2 separate regions of the Homo sapiens genome follow, and region 1 is linked to region 2. A link is an interaction called in ENCODE POLR2A ChIA-PET data of the cell type or tissue named here. Cell type or tissue: OCI-LY7. All regions are shown on one strand. Each heading gives the region's core, and the rest is flanking DNA. Links, peaks and the distances in the headings are about the cores only. Region 1 has its middle 47 kb from the start of COQ2. Region 2 overlaps COPS4 (COP9 signalosome subunit 4).

Region 1 (4,399 bases), core at 151-4,150, 160 kb after region 2:
TTACCACTACAGAAAACCACCAAACCGCAATGATAAATAATGAAAGAGACAAAAGATCAATGAAACAAAAAGTTGGTTCTTTGCAAAGAAAAACAAAATTGATAAACTGCTAGCTAGAATAACCAAGAAGAGATAAGATCCAAATAAACATAATCAGAAATGAAAAAGGAGACATGACAACAGACACCAGAAATGCAAAAGGTCATCAGCGAGAATTATGAACAACTATATGCTCAAAAACTAGGAAACCTAGAGGGAATTGATTAAATACCAGGAAACATACTACCTTCTAAGATTAAACCAGGAAGAAACAGAAAACCTCAACAGACCAATAATGAGATTACATCATAATAAAAACTCTCCCCACAAAGAAAGGCCCAGAACTGGATCACTTTATTGCTGAATTCTATCAAGCTTATAAAGAACTAACACTAATTCTTCTCAAATCATTCCAAAAAATTAAAGAGGAGGGAAATCTTTCTAACTCATTCTGTAAGGCCAGCATTACCTGATGCTAAAACCAGACAAGGACACACAAAAAAAGAAAACTATGAGAGAAAAATATCTCTCAGGAACATAGATGTAAAAATCCTCATCAAAATACTAGCAAACTAAATCTAACAACCATCAAAAATATAATACACCATGATCAAGTGGGATTTATCCCAGGAATGCAAAAAATGGTTCCACATATGCAAATCAATAAATGTGATACATTAACCAAAGGAAGGACAAAAACCATATGATCATCTCAATAAACACAGAAAAAGCATTTGATAAAATTTAACATCCTTCATGATAAAACGTCTCAACAAGTTAGGCGTAAAAGAAACATACCTCAAAATAACAAAAGCCATATATGACAAACCCACAGCTAACATCATACCACCTGGGGAAAAGCTAAAAGCCTTTCCTCTAAGAACTGGAATAAGACAATGATGCTCACCTTTACTATTCTTATTCAACATAGTGCTGGAAGTCCTAGCCTGATCGATTAGGAAAGAGGAAGAAATAAGGACATAATCCAAGTTGGAAAAGAAGTGAAAGTGTCTCTCTTTACAGATGACATGATCTTATACTTAGAAAAACCTAAAGACTACCAAAAAAGTCTTACAAATGATAAGTAAATCCAGTAAAGTTGAAGGATACAAAAACCAATATACAAAAATTGGTAGTTTCTATATAACCAGGATGAACTAATTAAAAAGAAATCAAGAAAGCAATCCCGCATTTCCACCCACTTCCCCACCCAGTGCCACTCTGGCTACCCTGCACTCGCTCTGAGCTCCAGGCTTCTGCTAAGTTAGCAACACCATGGTCTCCCTTTAGCTGCTCTCATGATTACCTACCCTGGCATCATCAGCCACAATAGTTCAACATGTATAAGATTTGGGAGATTGCAGACAGGCTTGCCTGGAGTTGGAGGGAAAGATGGTAAGTAGGACGCAGGGTAACACTGATGACTTGTTCATTGGTGGAAATGCCTCTGCTGAAGGCCCTTAGGGCAAAGGTGCCTCCCAAAGTGCTGGGATTACAGGTGTGAGCTACCGTGCCCGGCCAGGTCTAAATATTTGTAACGAACTGTTAAATAAAATATGTTCTACCCTCACATCTTGACAAATACACTTTTATAATAACCTGGAAGGGCAGGTTCCTATTTAGAATTCTCAGACTTCTTGGGGTCTCCAGATTATGGAGACAGCTGGCTCCCTGGCTGCCCATCCCTGGTCTGAGGGCATTTCCTCTTTTATTTCTACCTATGCCCCATCCTACACTACAAAGGGCTTTGTGGACACATGTGTGGACACCTGATGCTGCATAGCTAAGCTCTAACCACACCCACTTCATAAAATGTGTGTCCCCTGGGCATCCTTAGCCATTAGGGTTGTGTACTCCAGCTGTGCAGTCTGCCCTTAGGAGGACTTAATCAGGAAAGAGAATGTACTAGCCCTGTAAATAGGCTCCAAGTGGTTTGGGCAGATAATTCTGCAGTCTAAGGCACCCAGACGTAGATGAATAGTATTCCATTGTATAGATCACTTTGGGTAATATGGACGTTTTAACAACTTTAATCCTTCCAGTCCATGAGCATGAGCTATCTTTCCATTTATTTGTGTCTTCTATTTTTCTAATTATTTTTTAAATAGTTTTCAGTGTACTGATTTTTGTGTGTTGATTTTGGATCCTACAACTTTACTGTATTTGTTTATCTTAACAGTTTTTTGGTGGAGTCTCTGGGGTTTTCTATATATAAGGACACGTTATTGGCAAACAGGTGTAATTTAACTTCTCCCTTTCCTATTTGGGGAATGTCTTTTATTTCTTTCTCTTGCCTAATTGCTGTAGCTAGGATTTCCAATACTATGTTGAATAGAGGTGGCAAGAATGGACATCTCTGCGTTGTTCTGATCTTAGAAGAAAGGCTTTCCATTTTCACTGTAGTGTATAATATTAGCTGTGAACAAAATCTGCATTTTTAAACACCTGTTAGATTCTTACTGGGAGATGTTGAAGGCCTCTAAAAGTAAGAGGTAGGGTAGGGCTTTGTGTTGCTGTTCCCCCCAGACTCACTAAATGTTTGCATGTTACCTTGGTATCCAGCCCTAGATGGAATTCTGCTACCGCTGTAATCATTAGCAAGCAGGCGTGCTCTTCTTACAAGCTCAGCTCAGTCCCTTAGGCACTGTATCGGATGAGATAAGGAAAAGCTGCTGTAATAATAATACAGTGGTTTAAAGCAACAGTCCAAGGTGAATGTTCCAAGGTGGCAGGTGGTCTGCTTCATGAGCCACTCAGGGGCTCAGGTTCCTTCCAACGTGATTCTGCACTACTCTCTGGGCCTTTTGTTGTCTGCATAGCAAAGTTCTAGCCAACCAAATGGCAAGAAGGGAACAAGAACTCAGAATAGGCATATTCATGTTCTTAAGGTGTAGGCCCAGAAATCTAGGTATACATTCTTCTACTCACATGCCATCAGGTGAAACTTAGCCACATGAATACAGCTATCTGTTAGGTGAGCTGGATTGGGTGGTGTAGCCAAGCACCTAAGAAGAAGAGGAGAATGGACTATTTGGTAGAAAACTGGTTGTCTCCACCATTGGCACACTGCCAAGTATCTTGCAGGAAAGAATTAATCAAGGCAGATGCAATAATATTCTAGAGCCAAGTTAAGCTCACTTACTATTCAGAATAGGTAGCAGAATCTTCAGGTCCAAATCAGAGCCTGAGCCACAAAGACCACTCTGAAAGATATAGATAGGCTGCTGGGCTCATAAATTTTATGCACTTCTATACATATAAGGACACAGATTCTTCTACAGTATTGCTAATTAATCCAAATATTTTATTTTATTTTTATTTATTTATTTATTTTGAAACGGAGTCTCGCTCTATCGCCCAGGCTGGAGTGCAGTGGCGTGGTCTCAGCTCGTTGCAACCTCTGCCTCCTGGGTTCACGCCATTCTCCTGTCTCAGCCTCCCGAGTAGCTGGGACTACAGGCGCCTGCCACCATGCTGGCTAATTTTTTGTATTTTTAGTAGAGATGGGGTTTCATCGTGTTAGCCAGGATGGTCTCGATCTCCTGACCCCGTGATCTGCCTGCCTCAGCCTCCCAAAGTGCTGGGATTACAAGCGTGAGCCACCGCACCCGGCCTCACACATTTTATTTTTTAAATTTAAGTTTATTTTATTTTCTTAGAGATGGGGTCTTGCTATGTTGCCCAGGCAGGATTCAAACTTCTGGGCTTGGCTGGCCATGGTGGTTCATTCCTATAATCCCAGTGTTTTGGGAGGCCAAGGCACGAGGATCTCTTGAGGCCAGGAGTTTGAGACCAGCCTGTACAACATAGCAAGACACCTTCTCTACAAAACAAAAACAAATCAAAAACAGACAAAAACCTCCTGTGCTTAAGGAATCCTCCCACCTCAGACACCTGAGAAGGATCACACACACATGCCACTGTGCCTGGCTAATCCACATATTTTAAACATCGCACATTTTGCCAACTGAAAACTATTTCTATCATTTTAAAAGTATATTAACAACTAGTACATTGAGATAGCAATAGTCAAACCACTTGTAACAGGTCCTCTGGAATGTGGAGACCTGAGAAAAACATTTCAAACCTATCCTGGAGAGTATATTCCTGATTAGGGCACTTCAAATGCTAAATTCCTATTTCTAGATTAAAAGTAACAAACACGCATATATCACATTGTCCAGGCCCTTGATGCATATTGAAAACATTCACACCACACACATACACTCACATACACATGCACACACGCAAACACGTGTGTGCACATACACACACATGCACACAGGAAATACAGAAAACTATGCACCAAAATAGAGATGATTATTATCACGTAGGGTCTATTTTGTGCAGGTATCAACAT
Region 2 (4,399 bases), core at 154-4,153:
TTGACCACAACCTCCACCTCCTGGGTCCAAGCGATTCTCCTGCCTCAGCCTCCCAAGTAGCTGGGACTACAGGCACGCACCACCACGCTCATGCACCACCATGCCCGGCTAATTTTGTATTTTTAGTAGAGACAGGGTTTCTCTATATTGGTCAGCCTGGTCTTGAACTCCCAACCTCAGGTGATCAGCCTGCCTCAGCCTCCCAAAGTGCTGGGATTACAGGCATGAGCCACTGCACTGCACCCGGCCGAATTCTGTCAGGTTTTCTTCTGGAAGACAATACATAACATAAACACATTTTTAAATTTTTTTGCACTCAAATAGGTCAATGTTTTATTTTATGGCTTTTGAATTTCCTGTATTGATTAGGAAAGACTCTTCTACCTTGGAATAAAACTAGTGTTTTCCTAAATTTTTCTAATATTATTTTACATTTAGGAATTTAATCCATCTACAGTTCATTTTTGTGGATAATTTTAGGTTATGGTCTAGTTGTTTTTTTCTAGGTGAATAGCCAATTATCCAAGTATCATTTATTAAATAAAACATCCTTTCTGATTAAATTGTGATCTTTGACATATCTGATTAGGTTCCACATATATGTTTGCATCTATTTCTGTACTCTGGTTCCACTGATCTGCAATAATATGGTAATAAACAAATTTATAATAAATTTTAGTATTGGTAAAGCAACTCCTGCTTCCCACTCCTTTTTTTTTGTTAAATTGAAATTCACATGGGCTGGGCACAGTGGCTTATGATTGTGACCCCAATGCTTTGGGAGGTTGAGGTGGAAGAATTGCTTGAGCTCAAGAGTTCAAGTCTAGCCTAGGCAACATAACGAGACCCCATTTCTACAGGATAAAAGAAAAAAAGAAGGAAATTCACCTAACAGAACAGTAGCCATTTTAAAGTAAACAATTCAATGGCCTGTAGTATATTTACAATGTTGTACAACCTCTATCTCTGTCTAGTTTCACGACATTTTCATCTTTCCAAAGGAAGCCCTTGCCCTTTAAGCAGTTACTCTCCATTCCTTCCTTCCCCCAGCTTCTGGCAACCACCAATCCATCTTCTGTCTCTGGATTTACCTAGTCTGGATAGTTCATATAAATGGAATCATACAATATGTGACATGTGACCTTTTGGCTGATTCCACTCAGCATAGTATCTTTAGGGTTCATCCATGTCATGGCAGGTAATCAGTGCTTCATTCATTTTTATAGCCGAATAGCATTTCATTGGATGTATATACCTCAATTCCACCACTGGTTTTCATTTTCAGAATTATCTTGGCCATTCTCAAACACCAATTTTTTTATGTTAACTTTAATAATTTTGGCCTGGTTAGAAAGCAAAATAGAAAAAAAAAGGGGGATTGTCTTTGGGATTTCTTTAAATTTATTTATTAAAGGAGAAGGATTGATATTTTTATGTTATTGTATATTTCCACCTGGGAATGTGATTTGTGTCTACTCAAGTTATCTTTTGCCCTTTATTAAGATTTTATAGGTTGCGGCTGGGCGTAGTGGCTCACGCCTGTAATCCCAGCACTTTGGGAGGCTGAGGCGGGCGGATCACGAGGTCAAGAGATTGAGACCATCCTGGCCAACCAACATGGTGAAACCCCGTCTCTACTAAAAATACAAAAATTAGCTGGGCGTAGTGGTGCATGCCTGTAGTCCCAGCTACTTGGGAGGCTGAAGCAGGAGAATCCCTTGAACCTGGGAGGTGGAGGTTGCAGTGAGCTGATATCGCGCCACTGCACTCCAGCCCAGATGACAGAGTGAGACTCCGTCTCAAAAAAAAAAAAAGATTTTATAGGTTGCTTTTTCACTAAATATGTGCCCTTTTTTGTAAATTTTGGTACTGTTTTGAATGGGACATTCCTCTCAATTTTTTATTTCTAACTATATAGTGTTGGTAAGAGAAAACCCTGGTGGATTCAAGATGACTTTTTTTGAGGGATTTAAATGGTATGATATTTATCCTTCAGTCAAGTACAGATTTGAATGTGTAAACAGACTTGCTTTCCCCAGTAGGTGGCAGTGTCTTAGGAATCTGCAAGCCTTGGTGATGAAAAGACAGCCTCAGTCTTTTTTTGTTGTGGTTGAGGTTGTTGGGTTAGTCGGTTTTATTTCGTTTTCACTAGTAGTAGTAATAACATGCATCTGTATGTATTTGTTTTATACCTTGTGCCAGTAATTTGGGTACTTTTGAAATGCTAGAAATTTAAAAAAAGAAAAAACACTTTTCTTAACTGCTGTTTAAATAGCTTAGTTTTATTAGCCAAGATTTTTTAGAGGTTTTTTTTTTTTTTTTTGGAGATGGAGTTTCACTCTTGTCGCCCAGGCTGGAGTGCAGTGGTACGATCTTGGCTCACTGCAACCTCTACCTCCTGGGTTCAAGTGATTCTCCTGTCTCAGCCTCCCGAGTAGCTGGTATTACAGGCGCCCGCCACCACGCCCGGCTAATTTTTGTATTTTTACTTTTCTTTTTTTTTTTTTAATTCTTTAATCTTTGTATTTTTAGTAGAGACACGGTTTTGCCATGTTGGCCGGGCTGGTCTCAAACTCCTGACCTCAGGTGATCTGCCTGCCTCGGCCTCCCAAAATGCTGGGGTTACAGGCGTGAGCCACCATGCCTGGCCTGAGTTTTAGACTTTTAAAAGCTAATAGAAGTATTGGCTGGACGCGGTGGCTCATGCCTGTAATCCCAGCACTTTGGCAGGCCAAGGCGGGTGGATCATGAGGTCAGGAGTTCAAGACCAGCCTGGCCAAGGTGGTGAAACCCCATCTCTACTAGAAATACAGAAATTAGTCACGGTGGCAGGTGCCTGTAATCTCAGCTGCTTGGGAGGCTGAGTCAGGAGAATCGCTTGAACTCAGGAGGTGGAGGTTGCAGTGAGCCGAGATCCTGCCACTGCAGTCTAGCCTGAGTGACAGAGCAAGACTCCATCTCAAAAAAGAAAAGTATTTATTGTTTTTATTTTTTTTGAATAGCTTTTTTCTGTTTTTTAGGTATTTAAAAGGAACATGCCTCTTCCAAGAATAGGCATGTAAAAAGTATATATCTTTTAACTCACAGTTGCTGTGAATACAAAGGAATAATTTTAATTTTGTACATTTTTTTTCCCCTTAGCACGAGAAGCCCTGCCAACGTGGGATAAGCAGATCCAATCACTTTGTTTCCAAGTGAATAACCTTTTGGAGAAAATTAGTCAAACAGCACCAGAATGGACAGCACAAGCCATGGAAGCCCAGATGGCTCAGTGAATCCTTGCAGAACTTCTGTGCACATGACATCTTTTTCCATGTTGTGCAGATCAGTTTCACTATCTCCAAAGCATTTGCATCATGACCTTATACATTTCAATCCCTTTTATGCTGGATTCCGTTTAAAGAAGACATTATTAGAGCAGGAAGTACAAGCATTTAAAATATGTAGTTCCCATATATTTCAGGGTCTCTGTGTATTAAGCTAACTCAGATGTTTTGAAAGCTTTTTCTTTAAACAGAGGTGAAATATCTGTGGCTAAAAAGTTTGAGATTTGTGATAACTTTGTAGTCATGTAAAACTTAAGTGCTTCATGCCTCTCCAAATGTGGTTATTCTAATAAATGGAGAAATGAGCCAAATAAAAGTAGTACTTTGTTTTTAGTTAGCGAAGAGTATTTTGTTCCCTTTTCCTTCGGTTCAGCAGACATTGATTTATGCCCTATGCTAGAAATACAAAGATGAGTCATAATGCCTGTTCTCCAGGCATCCAAAGAGTCAAAGAGCCAAGAGACAGTAAGTTTAATACTTGTATTTGCTCCAGCTACTAGAGCACACAGAGAGTAGCTCTTCAGTTAGGAGAGAGAAGTCAGGGAAGGCCTCCACAGAGGGTTATTTTAGCTGAGCTTTATAGAAAAACATGGGGAAAGGACTTGAAAAAGTATGTAGGTGACTTTTAGTATCAGCTCCAACATGTAAAGAGCTTGGAAGTCATCACATCCCTCCTCACAGCAAAAACAAACAAAAAACTGTACAGATTGGAATATCAATGGCTTTTCTTAGATCCATGGAAGAATTAAAGTCATAGGACAAACCACCACTCAAAACCCTGGAGAGACAGGCAAATACAGAGAATCACAATTGGGATCAGCTTACTGGGAGAAGAGGCTGCTGGTCAGTGACTGCTAGGAACACTAAAATGGTAATTATTTAGATATTTTCTTAAATGGTAAAAATAAATATATATAAAAAAGTAAAATGGTAACAATGACAGCTACAGTAAACCTCAAATACAGCCCAGCTCCTATCCAAATTAATATAAAGCCTCATATTAAAAGCCTAGTTACTGGCTGGGTGCGGTGGCTCATGCCTGTAATCCCAGCACTTTGAGAGGCTGAGGTGGG

The links. Peaks named below come from ENCODE experiments on the same cell type or tissue, not always from the same donor. Only the 100,000 strongest peaks of a DNase experiment are listed, where the experiment ranks them.
Region 1: POLR2A ChIA-PET joins it to region 2 with 5 read pairs; 3 of 35 experiments call an interaction of 5 or more read pairs at or near these places.

Annotation. Positions count from the first base shown.
Region 1 is chr4:83,235,933-83,240,331 of GRCh38, forward strand. No RefSeq gene overlaps it. Among named protein-coding and RNA genes, the nearest start is that of COQ2, 47 kb to the right of the region's middle. In OCI-LY7, for the core only: no CTCF peak of the experiment used is centred there; a DNase peak (open chromatin) is centred at 1,839; H3K4me3 peaks cover 258 bases; H3K27ac peaks cover 704 bases.
Region 2 is chr4:83,072,156-83,076,554 of GRCh38, forward strand. It overlaps COPS4 (COP9 signalosome subunit 4), which reads left to right. Exons shown (of 10, transcript NM_016129.3): 10 at 3,142-3,663. The coding sequence ends at 3,275. Among named protein-coding and RNA genes, the nearest start is that of COPS4, 39 kb to the left of the region's middle. In OCI-LY7, for the core only: a CTCF peak has its summit at 2,047 (motif pointing right); a DNase peak (open chromatin) is centred at 2,066.